Regions from separate parts of the Mus musculus genome. Here regions 2 and 3 are each linked to region 1. A link is a loop called in an ENCODE intact Hi-C map of the cell type or tissue named here. Cell type or tissue: left cerebral cortex. All regions are shown on one strand. Links, peaks and the distances in the headings refer to the core of each region. The heading gives the core; the rest is flanking DNA.

The links. Hi-C counts contacts between places; a loop is a spot of excess contacts. Peaks named below come from ENCODE experiments on the same cell type or tissue, not always from the same donor. Only the 100,000 strongest peaks of a DNase experiment are listed, where the experiment ranks them.
Region 2: it touches region 1 in a loop (3-fold over the local background); 4 of 42 quality-filtered maps call a loop at or near these places.
Region 3: it touches region 1 in a loop (4-fold over the local background); 3 of 42 quality-filtered maps call a loop at or near these places.

The regions. Positions count from the first base shown.
Region 1 is chr5:120,082,818-120,093,111 of GRCm38, reverse strand. No RefSeq gene overlaps it. Among named protein-coding and RNA genes, the nearest start is that of Rbm19, 29 kb to the left of the region's middle. In left cerebral cortex, for the core only: CTCF peaks have their summits at 1,892 (motif pointing right) and 4,364 (motif pointing right); DNase peaks (open chromatin) are centred at 4,379 and 8,191.
Region 2 is chr5:119,861,829-119,872,122 of GRCm38, reverse strand. Tbx5 (T-box 5) reads right to left here. Exons shown (of 9, transcript NM_011537.3): 8 at 714-940. Among named protein-coding and RNA genes, the nearest start is that of Tbx5, 32 kb to the right of the region's middle. In left cerebral cortex, for the core only: no CTCF peak of the experiment used is centred there; DNase peaks (open chromatin) are centred at 5,094 and 5,675; H3K4me3 peaks cover 424 bases.
Region 3 is chr5:119,839,941-119,850,234 of GRCm38, reverse strand. It overlaps Tbx5 (T-box 5), which reads right to left. Exons shown (of 9, transcript NM_011537.3): 4 at 9,349-9,468; 5 at 8,335-8,482; 6 at 5,118-5,270. Among named protein-coding and RNA genes, the nearest start is that of Tbx5, 10 kb to the right of the region's middle. In left cerebral cortex, for the core only: no CTCF peak of the experiment used is centred there; DNase peaks (open chromatin) are centred at 5,094 and 8,467.

The DNA of each region.
Region 1 (10,294 bases), core at 921-8,920:
GCATCTGCAGAAGACTTCAGAGGTCTGCTCATAGTTGCTGCTGCTCTGCCAGCCCCAGCACTGATGACTTCAGAGCCAGTGCACAAACCAGCAGGGCTCTGGGTGAGCCTCAGCCACCACTGATTGAGAGGCTGAAGGACCAGCCCCTGGGCCTCTGGAGAGCTGAAGCCAGCCCGTAGCTGCAGTGATCCTGGAGGGTGCTATGTAGCACCGAGTTAAAGTGGGGCTTTGCTGAGACTCACCTGAGAGCGTCGTTTTCTCTCTTCCCTCACTGCCTGTTGCATCTCACCTGACCCTCATCCTCAATAGTCACTCTCCAAGATGCCTTGAGGTGGGCGATTCCTGATTCTGCAGCCTTGCATGAGGCAGGTGGTTAGTGATCCCTGGGTACCCCAAATGGTCCTCTCTGATATCCTGGGCTCTGACTGTCATCCTGTGGCCCTGGCACTAGCTGTTTCTATGGTCCAAGGGGGAAGAGTTAAGTATTAGGATGTGTGTGTGTGTGTGTGTGTGTGTGTGTGTGTGTGTGGTGTGTGTATTAGATGCACACAAGTATTTTAGTCCCTTCCATCAGTGGTCCTAGAGACTGGGGGAAGGCTATGCCATTGAGCTTGGATGTTTCTGGCTCTATTGGCCTTCAGTACTGCCGTGGCATTGTGGAACAACAGATCTTTGATCTCTGTTCACTAGAGGTCAGCGCTGCTCCTTTAGTGTGTAAACAGAAGTGTCTCTGGAGAGTGCCTGATGTCCATGTCCTCTGTCAAGGATACGCTGTGTCAAGCCAGGATCTGAGAACCCTCTGAGAGGTTGGGTAGCTTGACTGAGCCAGTGCTAGCTCTTCAGGGAAGGTCATGGGGTGTGTGTAGCACATAGTTCTCAGGGAAGGGGTGAGTGTGACCAGAATCCAGGGATGTTAGCCATGGTATCATTTGTGAACCACGTGTATGAGGCTGTAGAAGGCTAGTGTGTGACATGCCTGTCCCGTGATGAAGGACTGGCTGAAGCAGGGATAACAATTTTCCTCCTAATGGCATCAAATAGTGGTGGCTGTGTGGCACCTTCTTTGAGCCTTAAAGAAGGGTAGACACTGGCTGAATGCTAGGCTTTCTAGGCACGTGAGTTACCACACCCGGCATCTCTCAGGTCCCATATGGAAATACAGGTCTTGGCTTTTATTCTTACCCATTTCCCCTCTTCCTATCTCCTAATCTCTTTCAAAACAGAGGCTTCCACCCTGAAGCCTCCACATCTCCAATTTACCAGTGGCCTCACCCCCTCGAAACTGACCCTGGCTTTCTTTTTCATCAGGACCGGAGCTCAAACATCTCTTTACAGCAGGATTATCCCCAGACCCTCCCCACTGACTCTGCCAACGCACACAATCTCCACCTTTCCTCTCCAGCCCAGAGCCTGGCTGTCTGGGGGACAATGAGCCACTTGTGAGTCCTGGTGGACAGCCTTGCCCAGGGTGGTCCCTTGGCGCCTCTGAAAGATGGCCTCTCCTGCCCTGGCTGGGCTAGCCCCATCCAGAGATGACCAGCCTGCCTGGGCTTCTGTTGGCTTCCACTCGGGAAAGGCAAACTCCACATCCTCTCCGCTCAGGGCTTTGAGTTTTCTTGGAAGCATTTGATGATGGTTTGTCAAAAAGCCTATTCTATTCCTTTCCCAAATAAACACTCTATAAAATGATCTGACAGTCAGAGGAGGTGTACCCAGGCCAAGGACTCAAACACAGACAAACTGGGTAATGGCTAGCTTTTCTTTCCTGCTCCAGGCTTAAAGATATTCGGCAGCAATGTAGTGTTCTGTTCTTAACTTTACAAAAAAAATTTTTTAAAAAAAATTAAAATTATGTATGTGTGTCTGGACGTGTGTGTGCAGGTGCCTTCTGAGGCCAGAAGAGGGCGTCAGATCCCCTGGCACAGTAACCACAGGAGGGTGGGAGTCGGGGATTGAATTCCTGTCATCTGCGAGAGCAGTGAGTTCTCTGAACCCCAGAGCTGGCTCTCCTGAGCTCTGTTCTCAACTTTAGAGATGATGCTGTTTGTTTTTTTTTAATATTGCAGATTAACTCCCCCCATCCTGGGTTCATAAGTCTGTTACATTCATACCCTTTTGGAGTGGATCCAGCACACAAGACCCAGGGTCAGTGAGGAGAAACCAGAAGCACACAGACTCCAGTTCCCCACCTCAGGAGACCCAGGCAGCCTACAATGTATAGAATGGCAAACTCTTTGCTTATTTTCAAAGCCAAGGAGGCCACATCTACTCTAGCTGGGGGGGAGGGGGGGAGTTCACAAACAACCTAGAAGCATTTTCCTACCCCCATCCGTGACCTTGGCATCAGTGACCTAGGCAGAGCCCTGCCCAGCCTGTTACCTCAAGTAGCAACAGCATAAGTCCTACCCAGGCACGGATCAAAGAGTCACACCTAAGTGGGCCCCCTGGTGCATGCGCACCTGTGACCACAGCCCTTGGGAGGCCGAGGTAGCAGAATCATGAGTTCAAGTCTAGCCTGGGCTACAAAGCATATTCCAGGCCAGCTCGAGCTGCACAGTGAGTTTGTCTTGGAGAATAACGACTCACACCTGAGGCTTGGAGACATCTGGTGCTGGTCTCCCTAGAAGCAGTTTTAGGGATCACGGCTGGGGTTGAAGCCCTTACTTGGGAGGTAGTCTCAGAGTGTATGGTGTGTCTGTAAGGGTGGTTCTTTAGCCTAGGTATCTGCACTGTCCTTGCAGATCAACAGGGACGGGTGCCCACATGAACTTAGCTTGGAGCCATCGATCTATACAGAACACAGGACAGCTATTGACCATGACAGTGTCGTCTCCAGTCATCAGACACGACGGTAGCATCTCCTGATGATGTAACACTCATGACTTCAATGGTCACCACCCTACTCTGAACCAGGATTCTAGCAACCAGATTTGTGCACCAGTCAAGGAACAAAATTAAAACCACTTCCTTGAAGCTCCCAGAGGGCTGTGCAGAAGCGCGTGTACTTTGCCTGAAGCAGAGAGGGGAGAAACTGTGTCCCAGTCCTTTCTACAGATGGGGCTGAGGACTCAGCGGGGGTGCAGAGGAGAGTCCCGAGATGGGTTGGACACACCTTTACTTGGGGACACAGTGGCATGGTCAACGTTCTGAGTGCATGTGCATGAGAGATGCCATATTGCAGAATCGGGGGTGGAGGTGGGGTGGGGTCTGAACCTAAAAGAGACAGGACTAGGGATGGGGATGGGAGCAATTCCAGGGTGTTAGGAATGGAGCTGGAGGACTTCTTGGAGGTGGTCATGTCAATGGAGCGGAAGCTGGTAGGGCTAAGTAGAGGATACTGGGGGCAGGATGTGGGTGGGGATAGAGGAGAAGCCCCTGGGTAGGCAAAGGGCACAAAACACGAGGAATTCTTAGATACATGTTTCTGTCAGAGAAACGAATGCAATCCTACACTGCCCTCAAATCGACTGACGATGAAACATGCTGGTGAGGATTCAGGCAGAGAACCCAGCACACACCTAGGACGAGAGAGGGAGGGAGGGAGGGAGGGAGGGAGGGAGGGAGAGAGAGAGAGAGAGAGAGAGAGAGAGAGGGAGAGAGAGAGAGAGAGAGAGAGAGAGAGAGAGAGAGGGAGAGAGACTACAGAATCTTTATCCCCCTGCAGCTGGCGGGTGGGGTCAGCTTCCCCACTGTCTGCTGCTGGGACTTCTAGCTTGTTCCTTAGAGTTTGGACTCCATAAACATGTATAGGTCTCGGCTCTGCCTTGGATCAAGGATCCAGGATCAAGATACTGGCAGATATGGTGATTGCTGGGGTGCGGGTGGGGGTGCTTCTCTGCTCAGAGAGAGCCACCTAGTTCAGCGGTGGGGGGCACCTTCATGGCCCACCGCATTCCCAAAGGCCCTCAAGACCTTAGGGCTCAGAATTTCCTGACAAACTTGGGAGGAGAAATGTTAAGACCACAGTCAGGCTTCCTTGACTCTCATCATGGTCTTTTCCTCATTTTTTTCCAGCCTGCGTTCTTCAGTACATCTCAGCCATCCTAGATCTGGTTTTACAAAAGAGCATTCATACGAAAGTGACTAATACCCAAGAGATCCACCTCTTTCTTCTCCTGGTCTTAAGTGTGAACCTGTGTCCCGTTTTTTTCTAGGAAACTGCCTAGAAACTCATTCATGTCAGAAATCTCTTATGGTTGCTGAGACGAGATTTTTTTTCTCCCTCAGGACCTTCGGAGCCAGGTTGGCCTGGTGACAACATAACCAGTGACTTTGGAAGAGCCTCCCTGCCAACCTCCCCGCTCCTTCCGCACCCGCCCCTTTTCCGTCTTCAGTCTAAACTGCCATCAAGTGATGTTTTGCCACAAGGGGGCGCCCGCGCTCTTCAAGCGGAAGCAAGCTACCTTGGCGCGGGCCGGCTTGGCTCCTAGCTCTCGCTCCTTCTTGCCCTCTCTGACATCTTTGATATGGGACTTGGTCTCTCTATGCCTCAGTTTTCCCATCTGAGAACTAGGATGGAATTGTCTCATCCTCTATGGCAACGCCGCTGAAAGAGGCTGAGCATGGTGCTTCTGAGCCTTCCTTTTTGAACGGTGGGGCTCATGATGCTATCGTTCGTGGGACGGTAGAGGAGGGTTAAGAGATCGTCCCTGTAAAGGACCCGGATGATGATGTCAGTTGATTGAATTTTACCTTTTAAACCTTTAACAACTCACATTTATATTTTTATCAATATGACATTCTGCAATTGTTCCTATTAAAAAAAAAAAAAACAAAAAAACAAAAAAAAAAAAAAACAGGAGAGAAATTAGGCCAAGCAGGTGAGAAGAGATGACTTTCTTTCGACCCAGTAGGCCTTCTAGGTACAAACTGTAGCAACAAGACCCAGTTCCTTGTCCATGCTCCCTAAACTCCTCACAGCCCACCCCAGCTCCGGCCCCTTCTGCAAAGAATCCATCTTTGCGCTTCCCAAGGGACCGCTAACTCTGCAGGGGTTGGGGGAGGTCCAGTCTCTCCACCCACGTCACGTGGCCATCTTGAGATGCTTTCTTTCTATTCTCCGAGTAGATTAAACCAGGTTCTCTGCAAGTTCATCAGCCAGGTTCTCTCCTATCAGTCTAAAGATGAATTACCAACAAGGGCAAGTGCTTCAGGAACACTGGCCGTGTTCCCAGCTTGGATACAAGAATATGGAACATGTACAGGTTACGTAAGAGACTACAGGGGCCCCCGCTCCTGCCCCAGTTCTCTCTGACCTCAGGTAGAGGGAACCATGATCATTTCATTTCACACATGAGCCAGGCAAGGCTCCGAGGTCTCTTCCTTCAGCCCTTTCTCTCCTTTCTGAGCGTCCCTAGCAAGCAGGGTGTGGTCACACAGGACAGGGCTTAGCACTGAGCCTGGTACTTATGGAACATTCAGCACACGACTGCTCTTATCATGGGAGGCTCTGAAGACCCTAACTAGGCAGCGGGGGTGGGGGTGGGGGGTTCCCTCCTCCCCGATTTCCTGTGGGAGAGCTGGAGCTGGGTTATCTCAGGGTGCCCTTTCAACCTCTCCGAGGGACGGGGTCAGGGCTGGGGCAGCAGGCCTGCTGGGAACGGGAGGGCTGGCAACATGGTGTGTGTCAGCGTGAGATATACCAGGGAGATGGCTGGAGATGGCCAGGGAGCAGGGCGGGGAAGAAAGGACAAGTAACGATGCCCACGGGGTGGGGGCGGGGTGGAAGAGAGGGGAGAAGGGTACAGGGAGCCAATGGGGACCCCTCCCTGTTCTGGCTCCATTTTGGCAGCTCCTTAAGGTCTTTATTTTAAAAACTTTTATTTGATGTGTGTAAGTGGGTACACGTATGTATGTGCATGTGAAAAGCAGAAATCAATCTTGGGTTATGTTCCTTAGAAACCACATGTGGGATTTGTTTGTTTGGGACAGGACCTCACTATTGAGTCCTACCTGTCATGGCTGTCTTAGATCTGGTTTTGCTAAAGTATAGCCACCCAACACTTTACTAAAGTGTGTGTGACTAATATTATACTAGAGAGCTCCAGCTTCTTTTCCCCAATTTTAAGTGAAAAATTGGGCTATATATATATATATGTATGTACATATAATATACATATAATATACATATAATATACATATAATATACATATAATATACATATACATATATCTCTCTCACACACATATATATTTAGAGAGAGAGATAATATGTTCTGTGTGTGTGTGTGTGTGCGCGCGCGTGTGCGCGCGCGTGGGTGTATTTATATATACATATACCATTCTCCATTTAGTCTTATGTAGACCCGTCTAACTTCAAAGTCGCAGGTATCTTCCTGTCTCTGTATTCCGAGTGACTAAAGGGATGCACCACCATGCCTGGCTCTGTGTAAATGTTTAAGGCACATTCCCACACTGGAGTCTGGGGTTTGCTCACTCAGCTAGGCAGCTGGCCAGTGAGCCCCAGAGATCTGCCCAGCACTGACACATCTGACCCTTTTCTCTGGGGCTAGGGATCTGAACCTGGCTTTTCAGGCTTGCATGGCAAGCATCTTCCTGATTGAGGCATCTTCCCAGGCCAAGGTTTTAATTTTGATGTTTAGTTTTTAAAATTAGCTTTATTTCCTCCTCTTTGAGTGTGTGTGTGTGTGTGTGTGTGTGTGTGTGTTGTAACAGTGCCCAAGTCAAGGTCAAAGGACAACGGGGTTGGTTGGATACCACGTGGATTCCCGGGGATCGAACTCAAGCTGTCTGGCTTAGTGGCAAGCTCCTTTATCTATTTAGCCCTCTTGACACCCCCTGAATACTTAGCTTGTGGTTTTGAGTACTAGCAGGTGTATCTCTTTGAGAAACTTCAGAAAGTTGTGACATCATATCAGTCACTCCTAGATGCATGGGAGCTTCCTGCCCTCTCCTGTTTACACAAACTCACGCAGCCTTGGCTTCCTTCTGCAAAAACCAATCCAAATTATTACTATTTCATTAATGTCTTGGACATGCCTTTAAGTTAAAAAAAACATTGGCATGCCAACCTTATCCTTTTTAATAGCTGCATGCTATTCCTTGCTCTGGCCAGGTGCCTATTGCCCTGCCATTCCCCTGCCGACCGTCAAGGGTTCATGTCCAGTTTGACGTAAGAAGGGTGCTACCACCAACATCCCCATTTTTGTTCTCCGAGGCTCGACTGTTACTGTTCTAGGGTGGGGCTCCAGAAGCGGGCCTAAAGGCCATTCAACTTGGGAGTTTTAGATTTACTGCACAACTTCCCAAAGAGGCCCAAGGCTGTTCCTTGAAAGGTCCATTTCTCTTCTGTTTTATCCTTAAGGCTCCCGTGAGCCCCGGGACCACAAGAAAAAGTTCTTTGCTCTTTTGGGAACAAGACTATCGTTTCCTAGTTGATTTCTTAGCCCGTTTCACAGAGAGGGAGGCAGAAGGCATATCAGGACGTCTGAGGCAGGATGGGGTATGGGGGGTATGGGAGGTGTGGGGCAGGGTGCGGCACAGTGAGGCCTTGGGTACAGAAGAGGGATCCAGGAAACAGGAAGAGGGTCAGTTCCTTGTTACCCTCCTGGGCTCCCAGTGGCCTGAACCCGGCTCCCTGGTGTATTGCGCATGTCCGGGGAGGCCTGGAGTGCCTCTGGCCTCAGTCACAGAAGTAGGAGGGGAGTAACTGGGGCTCAGTGCTGTCCTAGAGGAGTGGGGGCTGCAGGAGCCCAGACGGTTCATCAGCTCCACGGGTCTTTCTGAAGGCACACCCTCGCTGAACTTGATCCTTGCTATGGTACTTCGGTACTTCGTCCTCTGTCTCACCTGTGTCTTGGCACAGCCTATTAACACAGCAAGCCCCGTCCAGGCTTTGTGTTTCTGGTGGAAACACTAAGGTAGTAGCAAGGCTTGAAAGTGTTTGTGTGGGGACATCTTTGTTTTGCAGTCATTTAGCAACAGTTGAGGGAAGTGCCAGCTTGCATGCACACTGCAGAAAAGGAAGTCCTCATCTGGGCGGGGGGGTGGGGTGGGGTGGGGTGGTAACGTGTGAGGCTTCCCAGCATGCACCAGGAGCCCAAGGGTCCAGGTGGTCCTTGCCCTGGCCCTTCAACCTCCAGCAACTGTCCTTAAGAATTATCAATAACACCACCAGACAGGCTGGGTCGCCTCCCACAGCGTCTTCAACCTCCACTGCCTCCACTTTTAGTATCTGTACAATGCCGGCAGTATCTGAGTCACGGGCTTCCAGGCACAGGGATGAGCTTCGAGCTCACCTCCGCGCGGACTGCTCAGGCAGGCACACACTCAGCCACCCCTTCCGGTCCGGTGGACCTCCAACAGCAGTGCCTCAGTTTCTCTGCTTGGTCCCTGGTGACAACTGCGTCTGTCTTTAGGATGGCGGAAGGATCACGTGACTGAGGAGGCGTGTAGCCACCCTTGGTTCCCAATGGAGAGATCAGAGACATTCTCACGGGTGGATTGAAGGGAAAAGAGATAACTTTGTATTTATGTGATCGTATGTAAGCATTTCTATTATATATTTACGTGATCAAGACATACAAAACGCTGGGTGTGGTGGCACACGACTTTAATCCCAGTACTCGGGAGGCAGAGGCAGGCAAATTTTTGAGTTCGAGGCTAGCCTGGTCTACAAAGTGAGTTCCAGGACAGCCAGGGCTATACAGAGAAACCCTGTCTTGAACCCCCCGCGCCCCCAAAAAGACATACAAAATTAAGAAAGTCAAGGCCTCCCCTGGTGCTTCTTAGGGACAATCACCAGTGTTTATCCATGCACTTTCCCATGCCTTCCTACATACTACATGTAAGTGTATAAATCTGGCCTAGACCCCACTCTGTAGACCAGTTTGGCCTTGATTCACTACCTCTGGCTCCTGAGCCCTGGGACCAAAGTCTGCCGCAGTCTTTAAAGATAGCTTTGAAAGCCAAACATTTTGTCTGTATGATTTAAAATGTATTAGTGACCTCAGGAGCGGTGGCTTGGTACACAGGCTCGGCTCATCCATTAGTGACCCACTTAGCCCCTCCCTCATGTGGTGTCTTTGGGGGGACACCTCATATAGACATCTCCATGCTCATTGATCTTGGAGCGTGTGCTGTGTTGGTTCTTTGTCTCTGTGGGGAACAGTTCCCTGGCCTTCTGGGAGATGTGTGTCCTGTGTGGAAAGTGACACACAGCATTTGAATGTAATATTTACACGCACTTGGGTAGTCCCAGGGATTGAACCCATAGCTTTGCATGCACTAGGTAAATGCTCTACCAGACCTCTTTTTGCTTTTCTGAGTTTGAAGCTCCAAACACCCTTCTAACTCCACCCTCCTGAGACCCAGGAGCTGGGACCACTCATTCTGCAGGCACCCTGCATCTCAGCCTCAGAGATGGGCGCCATCGGCCCTGTGTGTTCCTCTCAGTCCTCTTCCTTTCTTCTCCAACCAGGTTCCCTCCTTTTCAATCCAACAATGGACAAGGAAAAGGTTGAAGACAGATAGGCCAGAATGTTCCACGGAAGACCAAAATGTCCTCCTGATTCATCAACTATTGGTACCTTGGGTGGGCAGTGCTGGGTGAGCTGTCTCTCCATCACCACTGTCCTCCTCCTAGTTCACAAAAGGGGAAAGATTTTTACCCACGTTCTACTACAGGAAAAAGCTAGGGATACGGGGAAGAAACTATAGGGGTCCAAACCACACAGACATCCACATAGGAGGCACCTTGAATATGCAAGTCAAGAGAGAGAGAGAGAGAGAGAGAGAGAGAGAGAGAGAGAGAGAGAGAGAGCGAGCAGTGGATGGAGGACCATGAGTTAGCAGATGACAGGCAGAGAGTCCTGGAGGCGGGTCGATGGCTGTCCAACCATGTTAATGTACTTGAGGCTGCCGAACTTGTTTTCCTAGGGCGGCGGCGGGGGTGTGGGGGGAATGCACAAGCCCGCTCCTTGCACACGGCTGCCCAGCTTCCCTGCCACCCACAGCGCAGTGTCTTGCGTGCTAAGCCCTTTGCTCCTTGCAGCTGTCTAGCAACTCTCGCTGGCCCCTGCCCATCCATCACTCCGTCTCCACTCTCCTCATCCATCTTCCCCGAGGACTGCCCGCTCATCCGTCAGCCATGGGGACATGGGCCACCACTCGTCCATCTCTCCTGGGCCACCCACTCATCCATAGCCACCTGCTGCCACCTCTGTCCCCCTCCCGGCCTTCCCAAACCACATCCTAACAATCCTCCAAGTTTGGAGAGACATGGAGAGTTGGGCAGGTGCCTTAAGGACAAGATGGTATCTTCGTACTCAGAGCGG
Region 2 (10,294 bases), core at 1,658-9,657, 220 kb after region 1:
ATATGTATGTGTCTATGTACATGTGTATGTATGTGTGTGTTATTCGTGTGTGATGTATGTCTCTGTGTGTATGTGTATTTATGTGTGAATGTATGTGTGCATGTATGTGTGTATATGTGTGTGTTATGCATGTGTGTATATGTATTATATATGTGTGTACATATGTGTATATATGTGTGTTATGTATGCGCATGCATGTATGTATACATATATGTGTGTAAAGTATGTGTTATGTGTGTATATATGTGAATATGTATGTATGTGCATATATGTGTGCATGTATACATGTATATGTATTATGTATATGTTTGTGTACATTATGTGTATATGTATGTTTGTAAATGTGTATGTATATATTAATACGTTTGTGTATAGGAATGTGTGCATGTATGTATGTATATGTATGTGTGTATATATGTGTACATATGCTACATACATGCATGCTTTATAAATGAATAAAGCCAATCTGGACATTTTACATCCTATCCAGGGAGAAGCTGAACTGAGAGACATACTAAATGAACCTCTTACTTTTACTGACATGGTTTGAATTTCCTATTACCTCTATATTTCTGTGCCACTTACTTTTAAATAAATAATAAGCAAACAGATGTCGCTCTGCGTCCACCCACCCCCCCATAGTGGCGAGCACCCCTGCCCCGCCATGGCAGCGAGCAGTAAGGGCAGAGCCCCAGCAGGCCTGCCACACTCACCTTTCCTCTTGGTACAGTGGTAAATTTGGCTGTGCTCCTGGGCCAGTGGGTATGGGTTAGGTGGGGGCAGAAGGTCCTGGGAGGGGCCAGAGACACCATTCTCACACTGGTACTGGGACCCTAAATTGGATGAGGTGGAGAGAGCTCGGGTCTCGCTGCTGAAGGGGCTGTGGTTGGAGGTGACTTTGTGCCTCACTGTGCTCCTGGGAACCACAGGATACTCTTTACTGAAAGGAAGAAGACAAAGAGAAAAATAAGTTCCCCGGTGCTTTGATGGAACTTCACCTCCTTGCTGAGCCTCGTGTCAATGAGTCCAACAGAAAAGTCAACAAAATAAGAAACTAGAGAGTCTTTGATAATCCAGAGGCCAGTGACCCCTGACATCCCATGCCATGAATGTATGTCCAACACACACTTCTCACGTCTTGTACATGAGGCGAGTAGGTCTGAAAACAGACTTCTTACAGTCAGGAAAGCAAAGCACTTCAGAATCCCTGTCCACCACTGCCACACGTGAAATTATTTCCCCTCATCTGCAATATCTTTGAACTAAGTTCAAAGCCGGATGCACTGCCTAGATACTTAGACTTAACCTCTGACCTCTGACCACTTTTTTTTTAAGGCCGTATCTTTGCCCAAGTAAAAGACTGCTCTGGTCAGGTGCAGCCTTAGGTCATTCTAATCCAGACACATCCCTGATTGTAACCTCTACTTCCTTTTAAGTGATGTCTTTGTCACGTTGAGATATCTAAATATCTAACTAGTCTATGGCTTGGTTTCTCCCTTCCGTGAGTTGAGGGAAATAAACATCTCTAGTTCATGAGCAGGCAAGATGGCTTAGTGGGTAAAGGGGCTTGCTGCACAAACTTGGAGACCTGAGTTCAATCCCTGGAACCCACATAAAGGTGAAAGGAGAGAACCAACTCCACAAAGTTGTGCTGCCCTGACCTACACACATGCACACCATGGTACTAGCATACCCCACATACATATCACATTTACAGTCACACATACACGAATCCTCCTCCTCCGCCTCCTCCTCCTCCTCATCCTCATCATAAGAACAACAATAAAAGGAAGGAATCCTCAGGGGTTGGAGAGATGGCTCAGGAGTTAAGTTTGGTTCCCAGCACCCACATCACAACCAATGATAACTCGAGCTCCCGGGCAGCCGACACCGTCTTGTGGAGTTTGTAAGTATCTGTATTCATGTGCACACAATCCCCTCCCTACACACATACACATAATTAAAAATGAAATTTAAAAATTAGATAATTTTCAAGAGACTATAATGTTGAGCGAGTGAGTGAGTGAGGAGATTGGCAGGAGCCTGTCATCGTCGCTGCTGCGATTGTGTTAAGTAGGAAGAAGAGAGACAGGAAAGGGGGAGGGGGAAGGGAGGGTAAAGAAGATGGAAGCCACGGATCCAAATGCATTGCTCACATAGCCCACTGAGCCTCCATCCTACCAGATTCTCAGAATCTGGTTCTCTGATGATGTAGCTGAGAATGTAACCGTTCAGTAGAGTGTTCTAGTATGCATGATGGCCAGCATTTGATCCCCAGCACCAGATAAGCCTGGTGTGGTGGATCACACGTCTAATCCCAACACTTGGGAGGCAGAGGCAGGAGGATCAGGAGCCCAAAATAATAATAACAATGACAATAATTTGATAACCATTTCAACACTATTAGTCTCCTGTCTAGAGTATGTGCTTCATGAATTTAATCACAGTATTCTGAGAAATGTATAGGTTTCAATGCTCAGCCAGAGAACCCTGGTACTAGACAGGCTAGGGACATATTCTGACCCAAGGCACATTGGGATCAGGAAACTCCAAGCGTCAGAGTTTGTTCATATATTATTTATTTGTTTACTCATGACCTGGAATCAAGTATCTTTTGGGGCATTTTTACGGTGATTTTTTGATCCAAATAGTTTTAGTCTCACTCTGAGCGATCACATGCGTTAGACGAGGTGCTTGAGGTATTCACTCAGCTCCTCTTGTGCAACTAAAATAGATGTTTACCTGTGGAAATTGAAGTGTGCAACTGGGAGTGGAGGTGTAGCTCAGAGGTAGAGCACTCACCTAGCGTGCATGAGGCTCTCGGTTCAGTTTCCAGCACAGAGGGGCAGGGAGGAGAAGGGGAGGGGATAGATAGATAGATAGATAGATAGATAGATAGATAGATAGATAGATAGGTAGATATGGATGTGGCTCAGTAGCAGAGTACTTGCCTGGCAAGCTTAAGGATCTGGGTTCAACTCCCGGTGCCCCAATTTGTTAGCTAGTTAATAACAGGCTAGGGGTGTATCTTAGTAGTAGAGTATTCCCATGGGACATACAAGGCCCTGAGTTTTAATACCTGAATGCCAACAAATAGAATAAAATACAAAGCATATGGGGACACAAGTCCCATATGCACAGCCACCAGCAAGAGCCCATGGCACCCTTCCCATGATGCTATGATGAGGTTATAGTTATTGTGCCCATTGTACAGATTAGGAAACTGAATCCCAGAGATTAGTCAACTTGCCCAAAGATCCAGAACTGGTCAAGATGCAGCCAGAAAGAATTCAAGCTCACCTATTATGTAAGCACTCCTTCCAATGTCTAAAGCAGAGGCCTGGAATGAAAACCCCTTTTTATACACCAGGGATATACCCTCCTCTACTCTCTGCCTCTGCTTCTGTTATGAGGAAACATATCACTGTAGCCAGGCAAGGAACTCAGGAGCTGCCAAATTTCCGTGACACTCATATCCACCACTCATGACACCCAAGAGTCTCTCAGCTAAGCTTCCCCTGGGGGTCTATGCCATCTTGGATCCCAGCTGGGATGTGAGCCACACAGCCACCAGTCAGCCAGGAGGCTAAGTGAAATGGCATTAGCTTAAGATCACTGGCTTTGTGGTTCAAACCGTGTAATGGAAAAACCAAGAAGAATAAAAGAAAAAAAGCACAATAATAAAACGGTACCAAAGCCATCAGATCTCACCGGCAACTCAGCCTGAGTCTGCTGAGGTCAAATGCTGGCCCATCAGCACTCCAGGAGGAAGGGAGAAATCATTTGGGGTTTTATATGTTTAACGGCAATGGTTATTTTTTTTAATTAAAGAAAATAAGCCTCCAAAAATATTGGCGGAGGGAATTTACAAGGGAGCAGACCAGCGTGCTCCGTGGAATTCTCCCATCCAACCTTGCCAAACTGCAGAATTACTCACCCCAAGAAAGGCCAAACCCTGTTTTATAAACACTTCCAGAAGTGGAAAAGTGATATTATCCCCAATAACCACATGTCCCTCACAGCTTGTTTCTCTCTAAGGAGCTTCAAACATCATTCCCGGCATGTATCAAGAACATCTCGTTTAGTGCCTGAGATGCTGTGTCCTGAGGCCATCTGACAGGTGTCAGGCTGTGGGTGAGGGAAGTCATCCTGCCTCCTCCATCCAGTGAGATGAGAGAGAGAGAGAGAGAGAGAGAGAGAGAGAGAGAGAGAGAGAGATGTGGGAAGTGCACCACAGCAGGGTGGTCTCCATGGAGCTCCTCGTGGACCAATCAAAGGATAGATCAGTCAGAGACTGTTAGCCCTGTCTGGTGGCATCACCATGGTGCCTTGGATGGGAAGGTGGGTTGTTTTCACCTACAGCTTAAAAATGTCCACAAAGAAACCAAAGCATTGTAGAACTATAGTGACGGTTGAAAGGTGCGCACAGGTTTTCACCCTAATTACCACCACCACCATCACTATAATAATCACCACCAGCACCATCATCAGCATCACAACGGTCCTCATCAACCATCAGCACCACCACCTTCATCATCCACCACTGTCACCACCACCTTCAGCAGCAGCTGCACTCCCATTCCCACCATCATCACCTCCACGATCCGTGTTCCAGCCACCGTACTGACTGCCTTCAATGTCTTCCGGCTCTTGAGCCCCAGATCGTCCCTTGTTTCACGTGACTATGTAAGAATTGCCATACAGGTAAGAAAACTCACGAATGAAGGGGCTGGGCTGAAAAGACAGAACTGTGGATTGGCTACAAGAGGGCAGGGTCGGGGGCACTGGACAAGGCGCACTGCTCCAACAGTCTGCTGCTTTTACCTTCAATCCCTCCGTCCATCGGTCCGCCATTTCCAGCCCCCACCCCACCAAGCAGGCTGATCCGAGGCACCAGACACAAGCCAGATCTTGAGTTCCTCGACTCTCCCTGGGTGCCATAACCCACAAACCAGACCCCTCCCTGACTCAGGCTCCCTGACATTCTGTTCCCTGCGAGCGAGCGCGGGAGTGTACTGAATGACGCCATTGTCCACGGGTCTGGGTTGTAAAACGTTACAAGGGAATATTGAAACCGAGGGCCAAACTGCACCATCAGCCGCCGCCCGCCATCTAATGAACCTTCCCTCTACACTGCAGCGGGCTGAATCGGCCTTTTCACGAAAGCAGGTGGCAGGGAGCTGGTGTTGGCGGAGACGCTTTTGTTTTCTCCCGGCAGATGCTTTACCCAATTTCTGGCAGCATTTTTAAAACAACCAAAGTGGGGTGAAAACTGTTAAAGCCCCGTTCTTGTGCGGTAAATCCCTCTTTCATTGGCTCCGCATTTTCCTCTGAGACCTAAATTAAATCGGGCCGTGCCGGGCAAATTCATTCCCCCAGGGAACTTTCCTGGTATGTTCAACCACCGGGGGAAGTTATTTTGATCTGACATACGTGGGCACCGCGGGAACCAGGAGGGCACACCCGGGGTGACACGAAGCTCAGTGCAGCTAACAAATCCATTTGGTTTTCATTTCTCATGATAGAAGGGCAGGAAATCATCTCACTGTGGAAAATGGGCACAAATAGTTTACATAAATTTCCCACTAGGGCTGTGTGGTTGAAAGGGAGGGGCCAAGACTCTCTGAAGGACTTCCCTCTCTGCTAATAGCCCTTGCTTTGCAGCTCTGGGACCGTGGAGCTGTACAACTCTAGGAAGAGTAGCAGCAACCAGTTTCTGGTTCTGATGCTAGCCTGGTTGAGTGGATGCTCTGTAATCAAGCAGCCAGCCACAGACATGGTGGGTGGCTTCCTGGTTTCTCTTTCCTCCTTGCTTGCTTCTATCTCCTTCTATAAAATGGGATCATAATGGCAGTGGCCTCTAGGAGTTCTGAGATGGTTGGTAGATGGGCAGACTTATCACATGTGGGGACACAGAGCTCAGTAAAGGAGAAGAGAGGAGGAAGGAAGCCCAGGCTGTCCTCAAACTCAATAGATAGCCAAGGATGACCCTCAACATTTGTTTTAGTTTTGGTTTGGTTTGGTTTTGAATGTGTATGGGTGTTTTGCATGACTGACTGTGTATCGCGCACACGTGCACACGCGCACACGCTGTGTGTGTGTGTGTGTGTGTGTGTGAGAGAGAGAGAGAGAGAGAGAGAGAGAGAGAGAGAGAGAGAGAGATCTACGGAGGCCAGAAAAGAGCATTGGATCCCCTAAGGACTGGACTATGTTGGTTCTGGGAATTAAACCCAGGTCTCCTGAGAGAGCAGCAAGTGCTCTTAACCACTGAGCTGTCTCTCCAGCCCCATTCCATATTTTAAATTTATATTTAACAATTAGATCTATTTATTTTGTGTGTATGGAAGCTCTTCTTCTGTGTGTGTGTGTGTGTGTGTGTGTGTGTGTGTGTGTGTGTATGTGTGTGTGTGTGTGTGTGTGTGTGTGTGTGTGTGTGTACCACATGTGTTCCTGGTGTGCAAGGAATTCGGAAGAGGGCACCAGATCCCCTGGAACTGGAGTTACAGACAGTTGTAAGCAGATATGTAGGTGCTAGGGCCTAAACCCAGGTCCTCCAATTGAGCAGCAGGTGCTCTTAGCGGCTAAGCCACCCCTCCCTGAAACCTCCATCTTCTGATACTCCTTCCTCTGCATCTAAGCTCTAGGATGATAGACATGCTCAGAAGGCCTGGCTAATGTAGTGCTGGGCATGGAAACCAGGGCTTTCTGAATCCTATGCAAGTACTCTACCAACTGAACTACACCCCAAGTCTCACTTTGTGGGGGGTGCAATAGGTTAGGGCATCTCATTATATAGCCAAGTTGGCTTCCAACTTCTGATCCTCCTGTCTCAGCCTTCTGAGTGTTAGGAGGATGGGTGTGCATCACCCCATCCTGGATAGCACATGTGGAAGCAGAGCTTTGCACCGAGCAGGCTCCAAAAGGGCTCTGAGCTGCAGCCCCATCTCAAAGATCAAGCAAGCAGTCTGGGCTTGCCAGTTTTCTAGGGAGAGGTGTGCACTCATGCCCACTATCTGAAAGAGATCCAATGGTCCAAAAGAGGTCTTAGCAAATGCTACTGAGACAGCTCCGAATCATGGGGAACCTGGGCCCTCACAGGATAGCTTCCCTTGTCTCTTGGTCCTTTGCTGTATTTCTTCCATTTACAGGACTGGAGGAAGGAGGTCCATCCTGCAGGACATCTGGGAGTCAAATGGAAGCAACTCCATGGAGAGAGCATCAATGTGGGGTGTGAATGTGGCTCAGCCTTAGTGAGCTCTGGCTGGCTGTCCCCCAAACAGTTTTTCCTTCCATCTGACACACTGCACTACACAGAACAGACTTAGTCAGTTCTCAAACCTGACAAGCTTGCCGGCAGGAAGAGATGATTCGGTGGGCAACCCACTCACTGAACAAGCCTAAGGACCAGACTTTGGATTCCCAGCATCCACGTAATGCTGAGAGGATGTGGCATCCCATCTGTGACCCCAGTGTGAGAGGGGCAGACACAGGGGATCCCAGGAACAAACTGGGTGCCTAGACTGGCTGAGCCAATGGGTGGTGAGTGATTGAGAAAGACACTTGACTTTAACCTTGAGCCTACACACACACACACACACACACACACATTCACATATACACACACATATACATATACACATACACACACTCAAACACACAAACACACATATGCACACACATATACATGCATACACATGCACACACATACATACACATACAAACATACATATACATACAAATACACATATACTCTCACACATAAACACATACACACATATACATACACGTGCATACACATACATACACAAGACACACACAAACATACATACATACACAAATACACATATATGCACACACATACACACATATGCATACACATGCACACACATACATACACATAAAAAACATACACATGCACACAAATATACATATATGCACACAGATAAACACATACATACACACATATACATACACATGCATACACATACATACACATACAAATGTACATATATACATACATACACACACATACAAACATACACACACATACACATATATGTACACACATAAACACACATATACATACACATATGCATACATACACACACATACACAGATACACACACATACATATACAGACACGCACAGACACACACACATACACACACACCTATATACAGACACGCACAGACACACACACATACACACACACCTATATGTGCCAATAAGAGGAATAAGCGGATTTTATGGAAGGTTCTGGATTTTGACAGAGATTTAGGTTTCACAAGTGCGTACATTTGTCAAGAAGCAAAAGGTAAACTCATGATGTGTGCCTCTCGCTCTGGAAATCTTAGCTAAAGGGAAGAAATGTGAACAAAAAAAATCGAATCTTGGTTGACGGTGCACACACTGAACAGTTTAGATTGAAATGGCTCATTTCTGTGATGTAGATTAAATTTGATCTGTTACAGTAAGAAGGATGATGGCTACATGGCCTGGAATAATGGACAGACAGACCGACAGATGAACACACGTGTGACCGAGCAGACTTACAGGCAGACATTTTGGTCTAATTCTGTGTTTTCTTCACATCTTAAGTGTTTGATGATAAAATGCTGCACAGGGCTTGTGGGTGACTTTGATGCTTACTTAGCCAGATCTGAGCACAAAACAGAGAAAGAGGGGAGTCTTTCCTATAGGAAACCCACACAGGGACTCGGTCTTCAGAAATCAGGGTTACACATCTACCTGTCTGCTCATTTCTTAAGGCCAAAGAATAAAGCAGGGCTGGCCAATGAATCCCTCCCTTGGTCATTTGAAAGAACTTGTCCCAAGGAAGCTTTTGTCCCATCCTAGAAGGACAGACTGTTGGGGACATGTAGAAATCTGCTTTCTAACAAGCTCCCTTATAAGTATGATAAATACTGCTGGAAAGTAGATAGGGAGCTCCATGATGATGGTGGTGGTGGTGGTGGTGATGGTGATAAAAATATGGACACCTGAGTATGTATGTATAGATATAGATATATTTATATATATATATATACACACATATATATACATACATACATACATATATACATATATACACATACATACATACACACATATATGTATGTATATATATATATATACACACACACACACACACATATATTATCAGTATATAACAGTAGTAAGGCACAAACTTGGTGAGATCAGAGCATTGAGATCAACCAACAGTAGCACTCCAAAATAATTGGCTAAATAAAAATATAAATTCAATGAAGGATCTAAGCAGAGATTTCTCCAAAGAAGACACACGAACAGTCAACAGGTCCATGAGGAAAGAATCAACTTCATTTTCTGGGGAAATGCAAGGCAATTGCACCCCCAGGGGCTGTCACCTCACACCTGCTAGGATGGCCACTATCGAAATGACATGAGATAACAGGTGTTGGCGAGGAGGTGGAGAAAGGGGAACCCTCTCTGCCTCTGGTGGGGATATGGTTTGGCACAGTCACCCTGGGAAACATCGCAGAGTTCCTTCGAAAGCTAAAAATAGAAGCACTGTGTGGTCCAGCAGTCCCTTGCTGGGTCTGTATCCAAAAAGAATGGAATTGGTGACTGGATCCCTATGTCCATTGCTGTCCTGGTCACCAGAGCCAAGAAATTGAAATGACCTAAGCCTGTGGGTGAATGGATAAAGAGAATGTGGAGTGTGTGTATCATGGAGTACTATTCACCCTTCAAAAAGAAGAAATCCTTTCATTTGAGACACCATAAAAGAACCTGGAGGGTGTCATGCTAAGGGGAAGAAGCCAGACATAGGAAGATAGGCTGTAAGACCTCACTTCCTAGGTGTAGTCTAAAATGGTCCAACTTCCAATAGGAAGAGCAGACTGGTGGCTGCCATGGGCTGGAGGAAAGGGCGTGGGGAGACATTGATCAATGAATAAGCATTCTGGACATGCAAGAGAAATGAGCTCTAGAAAGACACAGAGTAGCATGATATAGAGTTGGTGGGGGCTGCCCAGGGTGATATAGATACGCAGAGGATAAGAACTAGGTGTTCCTAGGGGAGGGAAGAGCTGGCAGGGGAGGGGAAGGGGGGAAGGAAGGGGAGGGGAGAGGGGCAGAGAGATGAGAGGAAAGGTAAGAGACAGAAGGTGAGGGGGGAAGAGAAAAAGAGAGAAGAAAACAGTAGTTATCCCAGGCTATGTGTCGATTGTCTTAATGGCCTGTTTCACGTTCTATGCATCAAAGTTTTGTGTTATACTATATATGAACATCTTGTCCATCACAAGTAGAGATG
Region 3 (10,294 bases), core at 1,431-9,430, 240 kb after region 1:
AAATACTGGGGACGATGAGGCTGTGAATCCAGGGCCCAGCCCAGAACATCACTGTCCCTTTAAGAACTTAGGACCCAAAATTGGTCCAAGGGAAAAAAATGAAAAACATGGGCTTTATTTTGTTGGGGGTGGGGGAGACCTTTTTGCAGACTGAAAAAAAAATGGCTCATCAATTACAAGCAGTGGCTGCTCTCTGAGAGGACCCAGGTTCAGTTTCCAGCATCCACATGGTGGCTCACAGTTGTCTGTAACTCCTGTTCCAGGGGATCAGATGCCTTGCTCTGAACCTCATGGGCACCGGGCAAACACACATGCACGGACATACATGCACGAACATACATACATGCACGGACATACATGCAGACAAAACACTCAAACAAGTTTTTGTTTTCTCACAGTGATTGTTTCTATGTCTTTTGAGGTCACTCATAAGCTCATCATTGCTTAATTCATACAAAGCCGTGAGGGCAGGCAGGTGTGGTGGTTCATACGTGTAATTCCACCATGCTCCTGAGGCAGCAAAACCAAGGGACTGAGGTCCCCTACTGAGACTCTGTCTCAGAAAATGAAACAAAGCAAAACCTCATTGCATAGAATAAAAAATAATTAGTTATAGATACACTTAAACATTGATTTTTAAATATGTCTCCTTTTAGGCAGTGCTGGAAAGAGAATCCAGGACTTTGCACACACTGCTCCACTGCTGGGCTCTATGCCACACCCACCTTACTTCTTTCAGGGACCTCATAGACCCCCTCCAGGATATAAGCATAAAGCGTTGCTGGGGAGGGTGGGGGTGATGGGTCAGGGGGTAAAGTGCCCCTAACACAGGCATGAAGACCTGAGTTCAGATCCCACTGAACGCTGGTTCTGGAAGTTCAGAGACAGGAGGATTCCCAGGAACTCACTGGCTAGCCACTCTAGCCAATTGGAGAGCTCTGGGTTCAGTGAGAGACACTGTCTCAAAAGTGAGGCAGAGCCAGTGAGATGGTACAGCTGGTGATTGCCATGAAGCCTGGACTCCTGTGCTCCATCTCCAAGACCAATAGGAGGGAAGGTGAGAACTGGCTCCCTCAAGTTGTCATCTGACTTCTACTTGTGGGTATGGTATGAATGTACACAGAGAAAGAGAGAGAGAGAGAGGCATGTACGTGTGTATACACACATACCACAAACACACACATATGTGCATGCTCACATACACCCCACACATACACACACATACACACTCCACACAGGCACACACAGGCATATACATATGTATACACATATACCACAAACACACACACACATGTGCACACATGTACACATACACACATCCCACACATGCACATGTACACACACATATACACACCCCACACAGGCACACACAGGCATATACATGTGTACACATACCATAAAGACATACATACATGTATGTACACACATACATATGTACACATACATACATCACACACATATACACCCCATGCAGGCATATACATGTATATACACACATATCACAAACACACACACATGTGCACACATACTCACACATAGATATGCACACATACACATGCCACACACATACATACCACACATAAATACACATACATACACACACCACAGGCATGCACACACACACACACACCAGAATCATCCTTCAGAAATCCTTCTAGACAGGCTCATCTGTTGCTGAAACACATTTTATTTTGCACACAATCCCTTACACTATAAGCCACTCTGTAACAACCTCCCTCCCCTGTAGGCTGCGTGTCAGCTTATAAGCCCCCCAAATATGCACACCTGGAAGCCTATAGCAACCTAAAATCTCCAAGGAAACCTCCTTATATTTACCATACAAATGCACTCCCTTCCAAAATCAGCATAAAACCGGATATCCGGGGAAGGGAGAGAGTAGAGGAGTGGGGTAAGCAAACATAAATGCCAGCTCCAACTGGTGAGACAGCAGTTGTAAAACTTAATGAAAATAATTGTTGCAAATTCTTGCTTTCGGAGGGGGAAAAAAAACACAACTCATGAGGGCCAAAAATCTTAATTATGTCTCTGTATTAGGGGCTTCATTTCCTGGTCCCAACCAGAAAGCTTGTACCTCATAAATATGAACTCCATATACAGGGACTTAAGCTGGGGCAAAGCTCCTCGCGATGGAAAAGGCAGCTATCGTTGAGGGACACGCATGCTTGCATACACAGCCATTGTAGTAAGAACCGGGAAATGAAATGCCCCGAGTGACTTGCGTTTAACACCTACATATTTCTAGGCGTTGTGCTTGGAGCTGCTGACAACTGCTGTAAAAACCCAAACAAAGACGTGTTTCCCGAGTGAACGTCGGAGCTGGGGGAAGATTCCAGTTTTTAAAATATCTTTTTCCCCCTAGGCTGTCAAACATCTGGGGAAATAACTCCCAAATCCAGCTTAGGGTCACAGCTGGGCTGAGGAAATACAGCTCGCCATTAAGGGTCCTGTGTTGGAAGGTACATGATTTTTCGTCTAAGAAAGGACCGTTGCCACCGGACCCACCCTACCTGGCACCTGCCTAGCATTTGGAAAACATCCTGGGTGCACTGAGCTCTGTGAACCCCTTCCCAACCAGGGCCTTGCATCCCCCAGGTATTACTGGCTGTGCACTTACACAGAATATTTCCCCCAAACTCATTCATCCAAGACAAAACAAGTTCATTCTTGGTTGACAAGGAACCAAGGGAACCACAAAGACCAGTATTTGTTGTAATTTTTTCAACCGCAATAATAAGACCTATTTTTAGAATGTTGGTCGTGCGGATTTCAGTAGACTCAAGGAGTGGTGCTGAACAAGCTAGGAGTTTCCCCAGAACATCACAGTTCTGAACAGAGCTGACCTGTGTGAGCAAACTGACCAGTGGCTAGATCCAGGTCATTGCCCTATCGATCTATGACGGCTTCAGGGATTATCTGGGGGTAATTCTTATTTGTGAAGTGGATGCTACTATTATCATTATGATGATGGTGATGGTGATGATGATGATGATAATGGTGATGATGATGTATAATTCCCATTTTACAGATGGGAAACTGAGTTAGATCCTGCCTTTGAATCGGAGCACTCATCCCCAGATGGGGTACAGCCCTTAATCCACATGGTGTTAGCATCTCAGCGGGATCACCTACATCCTCAGCTGACTCACCACCCACTCCAGCTGGGACAATGAAGGCAGAGATACTGTCCACAGATCATAAGAACCCATGGGCCCACATAATTAGGTCACAGGTCCTACATCCACTTGAAGAATGTTTTCAAGGGTCTTGAGCGTGACTGGGAAATGTATCTCTTTGGGCTCTTCCAACAGGAAATTAATGACTTCGGGGCTCGACAGGTAAGAAATAAGGAAGATCCTGTGGAAGATGAAGTGGCAGAAACTTGTTTCCTGATGTGCATGTACAGAAACTGCCTGCCCACTTGGCTAAAGAGGCCTTCATATACACTTCAACTAGAGACCCAGGCCCCACTAACACAGAAAGCAATTCCTGTGGAGCTTCAATGCAGTCATTGAACACACACCCAATTGTGTGACTGGAGACCCACACTGACAGACCTGTGAGATCTTTAGACTGTGCTCAAAACTCATACAAGGCTCAGCAAAATGGCTCAGCAGATAAGGGTGCTTGCCACCAAGCCTGAGGACCCGAGTTCAATTCCCAGAATTCACAAAAAGGTAGAAAGGAAGAACCAACTTCCACGAGTTGTCATCTAAACTCAATAAGCATACTCTAGCACAACGTATGCCACACACACACACACACACACACACACACAGCCCACATACACACAGAGATATGATATAGCAGTCAGTCTTTAAGGGGCCAGAAATGCAGCTCAGTGGCAGGATGTATTCTTAGCAATATTTGAAGCTTCGAGTTCAAACCCAAACATGCTCAAAAAACAAATAAGTGGCAAAGAACATACTGTATAAATCTAAAAACAAATTGACAGGAGGGACAGGAACAGTGAATGTCCACTATGTATGTGTCATACATTACCATGACATAGAACTCAGAACATGCCAAGGATCCACAGACCCACATTTTTAAAGGTCATTTTATATGACACCACCATCACCACACATCCTCTATGAACCTGGGCTTGCCTGGGGGGGAGGGGGGGAGGTATTCATGGCTCTTGTGTCAGCTCTGGAAGCCTTTAAGGCCACAGCTAAACCAGGGCTTGCAGAGCCTGTAAGGAAGCCCGATTTCTTGGTGCATGACATACAGTTTCACTAAATCACAGCAACTGACCTCGCCATTTTGCCCTTGCTGGGGTCAGCTCTATTCCTTCCCTTTAAAAAAAAGTGGGGGGGGGGGCATCGTGTTAGGGAGAGGGCAGGGATTTCTTCTGAGGCAAAGAAGGAAGCTCTCCGTAGATCTGGAAGAGATCGTCCATCACACTTCAGCCACCTTCCATCCGAATTCAGAGACTGCCCACAGTGTGCTCTAACAGAGGATGGGTGGAGGGATCGTCGTCTACCACCCAGCCAGAACCAGGATAACCTGCACTGGATGACCCAGAAGGAAACCTGCCTGTGACCCTTCTCTTGCCTTCCCTGTCAGCCTTAGAACCTTTACAGCTAACTTCACCCAGATGGAGGGGGGCGGGGTGGGTGGGACAAGCTCCACTGAGCTTACGTGGGTGGGTGGGGGGGCTCTCCCGCCCCCAATTAGCCTGAACTGTGCCACCTTCCCCATTGCCACTTGAGGTGCCTCTAAAAACCACAACTGATCCTGTTCTCAACAGAAAAGCCAATCCTCGCCAAAGGTGGCACTAGCCACCCATAGCAGCACAATGTCACCTTTCCTCTCCCCCTTTCTGTAGACTCCAATTGTGCGTGATAACTAGTTTGGTTCTAACTAGAAAGCATAGGTGAGAGAGATTCTTTCTCACCATGAATACAACGCAAACAGCTCCAACTTGGCCCCTGCCCAGCCCCCTGGAGGACAATAGCAGCAGAGGCTGTAGGACTGTGGACCCACCCCTCCGTCTTAAAGGGCTGCGTTCCGGTGAGGACACAGCGCATGCGTCCACATAAAGCAGCAGGCGGCCCCGCGGCGGTGCAGGCGGGTGGAGACTCTCTCAGGCTTACCTTGTGATTCTGGTACGAAGTCACAGCGATAAAAGCTGTCTCCGGGAAGACGTGGGTGCAAAACGCAGTGTTCTTTGAACCGAACCCATTATTTTCGTCTGCTTTCACGATGTGTAATCGGGGCTGGTATTTGTGCATGGAGTTCAGGATAATCTAAAAATAACAGAGAAAATGAGATTGTCAGAAGAAAAAAAATAATCAAAACTCCCTTTGTTTCCAGCTAGATCCTTGCTCCTCCCCCATCTACACTGCCAATTAGCTTTATTATATGGGCTCTCGGAAAGAAAAAAAATAGTCTTTTTTTCCCTCTTCTGTTTTGAAAAAGGGCCAGTGATTTCATCTAAAAGAAACATTTCAAAAATGACAATTTCCACATTAGAAAGTCAAGGTAATATTCCAGGAACCTACCCAAAGCACACAGGGCAGTAAATCAGAATTCTTAATAAAGTTTGCTTAATAAATTAACTCTGTGTATAAGGGCACTTCCCGCCCCCAACGGGAGCCTGGCAAGTCTAGAGGCAGGAACCAGCGGGGGGCTGGGAGAACTGACCAGCAGTGTGTGGCAGTGAGGGACAGGAAGAACCTATGTGCATATGTACAAATAGTCACAGCACATCCCTTCCTCAAACACCTTCTGAGGAAGGCCAAGAGCTGACCCTGCCAACTGAGCATAGCAGTTTTAGTTTTTTGAGGATTGGTGGCTCTTAATAGAACTCAAACCTGCGTCCTTTGTTTTGAAACACGAAAATGGAGTCGTAAGGGGGGGGGGGAAGGGGGTTAAAGTGGTATAGGAGAGTCTGGTCTGTCTTCCTAAGTCCGTGGAGTGAGGGGAGAGCCCCTCTGTGGCAGGGACAGGCTGACCTACAGGTTTTCTTTCTTTGAGTATCAATATTTGGGACTTAGGGACGGATCTCTATATCTACTGGAAAAGTGGTTTTGTTCTTCTCCCTATTTGAGCTACTCTGAGTAGGGCTTACTCCAGTTGCTGTTGGTTGTTGCTACAACATTATTATTATTATTATTATTATTATTATTATTATTATTATTATTATTGTTATTGGACTGAGGAGAGGGAGGAGGGGAGCAAGCAAAGAGGCGGGACTCCTGCATATGCATTCACAGCAATAAAACTGGGTTTGTTGTCCAGATGATGCCCATATTTTGATGTTGGGCTGGCTGTTAAAAGTCACCCAAAACTCTTTAATGCAAACTCTTTACCCATTCCCCAGTCCTGCTCTTCCTACAGGATCCGGAGCCCTAACTGCAGCAGGATTCAGCTTCCGCGATTGTTTGCATTGCTGACCCTGGTTTTCAGAATTCCTGGCTCAATCAATCCTGAAGCAAAGCCTCCAAGATGTAAGATATGACCTCTTAGTTCCTGCTTGGGGATGTCCAGCTCTAATCATACACACACACACACACACACACACACACACACACACACACACCCTCTCCACCTCCCGGGCTTATAATGACGCTGGCTGACCAGTGGTATGGCGACAGAGAGACGCACTGGGGCCCCCAGCTTGACTGCCACAGCCCCTGGGCCAGCACAGCCGTCCTCTCGTCCTCTCGGCTTAACCAAATTGCTTTGACAGCTGGGGACAGTGTGGAGACTTCAGAATGAGGGTGATCTAATGGCCCCTAATTCCATCAGGGTGACTCTAGATTCAAAGTCGGTGTAGAGTACCTCACTCTTTGTCCATGAGTTGCTGAGAGGAAACTCGGGGAGGGGGGGGGACAGCTAAGTGGCTCGTATCTGTTGATAGGGCCAAGGACCTTTCCTGGAAGTCTACCCCAGAATGACCCCAAAAAGTACTGTCCAAAACATAGAGGTGCAACTTGAAGCTGAAAGGAGACTGTGAGACAAACTCAGTTGCCAGCTGGAGATTCCATGGAGACCCCTACTAAGGATCCCTGAGGAGGGAGCCCAAGGAAGGAAGCAGGCAGGGAGTCCCCCACCCCCAGGACCTTGAACCTACTTTCTGATCAGTAACCAGAGGAATGCCCCAAGCCTTCTAACCCTGGAGCAGAAGAACCCCAGGACATTTCCGCACTGGGACCACTGAATTCAATGATCCATAAGAAGTAATCAGGATAGATAAAACTTTCTACCAACAATCCAGCCTTCTCCCCTTCCCACATGTAGAACCCCTCAGTGGACCATTCTGAGACCCTCTTCCCTCCCTAGGTCCCAGTTGGCCTGGCCTCTGTCACTATCACCTAGAAAGAGCAGAGTTCTCATTTGAACTTATTCCCAAGTCCAACCTACCTAGACCCTCATCTCCCTAAATTGGAGACTATGAGCCCTGCTGGTAAGATCCCTATCCCCAAGCAAAAGGTATGAACTTGGGCATATCTTCTAACCTCTCTCCCATCCCCCGACTCCCCTTTGCAAGAGCATCCTTGAGTATCAGATGTCCAAGGATGAGCATGGTCATCTAACAAAGGGTTTTGAATGGAGAATTCAAAAGCCCAAAGTAACCAGGAGATTTGGGGCTATTTCTCCAAAAAGCCTGTGTTTTCTTGTTCTTTGGGGGAAAGGAGAATGAGGCCAGATTGAAATGGCTACACACATCACCTGGGAGAGGGGATGCACACACTCACTGTACCCTCACACAGTTTGGGGGACTCCCTGGACCCCTCTCATAGATCCAAAGTGATGCTAGCTTTCAGGATCCTGGTCTAGGTTTGTCCTCTCTGTGCACGGAAAGGAGAAAAGAGACTGCAGAGTTGGGTAAAGTCTAAAAGCACTGAGCTTCAAGGGGGCAACGGAGCCAGAAGTCACTTGCCACCGGTAAAAGAGGAGGCATGAGACCAGGAAAGATCAGTGACAAAGAGAAGCTTTAACAGATGGAGAAGCTGGGATAGAACACAGGACAGGCAGCGGAGAGAGTGTCCTCTCAGTCTGAGAACTGTAGAGAGCAAAGAAATGTTTAGGAGCGGGGACAAGAAGGTCAGGTGCGGAGCGACAGAGAGAGGAGCGGAGGCAAAAAGATGAGATGGGATAAAGTCCCGTTTAGAGTGATGAAAGAGCTGACAACTTCAGCCTTGAGGGTGGGTCCCAATTAGCTGGGGAACAGCTTGGGGCTAAGTAATTGGCTGCCGGAGAGAGCTCCAGGGCTGTGGAGCCGCAGAAAAGGGGGCCGAAGATAGAGACCTGGGGAGAAGTAAGGGGGAGCGTGTGTCACACATTAATGGGAGACAGGGTACTTACGTGTCCAAACGGGTCCAGGTGGTTGTTGGTGAGTTTGAGCTTCTGGAAGGAGACAAGTTGTCGCATCCAGTGGGCTCCGGTTGCTGGGGAGTCCGGGTGCACGTAAAGGCGCCCCGGCATGGCAGGCTCTGCTTTGCCAGTTACGGACCTACATGAAGGAGAAAAGAGTTGCGGGGGTTTTCCACGGCCTGCCTGGAGGTAGCTGGTCAGAAGAGAGCTGCTTCCGAAGGCAAAGTTCTGGGTACATTCCGTCTCCTTCAGACATTTACAGCCCACACTATGTCCAAGAAAACCCCTGGCCTGGCCCTTTCTTCTTCCCGCCTTTCATGCCTGCCTGCTCCCCCACCCCCCAGCCTAGTGCCAGAGAGTGTGGGGCCTCAAAGTCTCGGCTGCCCGCAAATTATCGGTGGTATCTGAAAATATGCACGTGCAAAACTCTCAAATTTGCAAAACGCAAATGCTTTTTAAAAGGAGCCAGCAGCCTCTGAGCTGTGCACTGCCCACTGCCTGAGGAGCAATGGAGCCCAGGCATGAGTCTCCTCTGCCGTTTTTTTTTTTTTTTTTTTTTACCAGTAAAGCCACTGGCCAGTTTTGCAGTTTCATATAAAAAGTCATGTTCAAAGCAGGTAACTCATAAAAAAATAACTGTAAATGATTCTATGCCCCCCAGAAATATATCCAGTACTTGGTTTAAAAAAAAATACCCTTTAAAAAAAAAGAATTAAAAAAAAAAGTACAGCCCATGTGAGTATTGAAGTACACGGGGTCCTCTTACTTCCCACAGCCTCAGTTTTTAGGTCTATGAAATGGGAGCTAATGGCTGTGGTCCTTTTATTATACAACAAGATAGGCACAAAAGCCTTGAGATTTAGTTGGAAATTATTATTATTATTATTATTATTATTATTATTATTATTATTATTATTGTAGATTTTCTGTTCCGGTTGCTGTGTGTGAGCTAGGCAACACAGTTTCCTCCCAGCCCTCCCTGCCCTTTGGAACCCTGGAACCTACCATTTGTTATCAGCAAATTTATATCTGTGGTCGTCTGCGGGAACAATATCCATGAGAAGAATATACTTCGTTTTGGGATTAAGGCCAGTCACCTTCACTTTGTAACTAGGAAACATTCTCCTGAGGAAAAAGAAAGAGGGAGATGAATGGAGGAACAGGCAGAGAGAAAGAAGGGGCGAGATTCGTGCAGATACTCAGAAGAGAGGGTCCCTGATCTTCAGCCATTTTCCACTGAAAACCACTGGCCCCACTCCATCCTCCGTGAGATCCAGGCCGGGTTTCCCCTGAAGTTACCGGGAGGAGAAGAAGGCGCAGAGAGAAGGGAGGCAGCCACAGCAACTGCAGGAACCTCAGAAGAAAGTGTAGCCCAGGGATTGTTGCCTCTAGATTTTCAAGTTTAGAGAGACTCCATTTCAGCTGGATAATCTAGTATCAGGGGGAGGGGGAGGTTCATTCAATACGAAGCTAGCCACTTGTTCACTCAAGCTCGAGGTTTGCCATCCAAGGTGGCACCCTAGGGACACATCACCTTGAATACTAACTTTAGTCCTCTGCCCTCAGAGGCGCAAGTTAACCGTGGCTACCAGAACGCGGTTCCCAAGTTCTCTGGGTTAGTGACCAGCCCCGTATGGCCAACGTGCGGTCACTCATAAATGGTCTGCAACTTCTCCACGCGCTTGGCAGGTTTCCCTGGGGAGCTTAAACTCCAAGGCACTCAGGAAAGAAATTCCAACCCCTTCCACAGATCGGTTTTTAGAGCGAGCCGAAGCCGGAACTAGAAAGCTGAAGGCACACAACTAGTACAGAACTCGGCTCCCCCATACCTCGGCCCCACTAGAATATTTTTTCCTTAACGTCTGGTGAGGACTGCGCTGCAGGAAGCAAGGGATCCGGCTGGATTTGCGCACCAGGATAAGTCATTGGACTTAGGTTGGTGCAGCGTGGG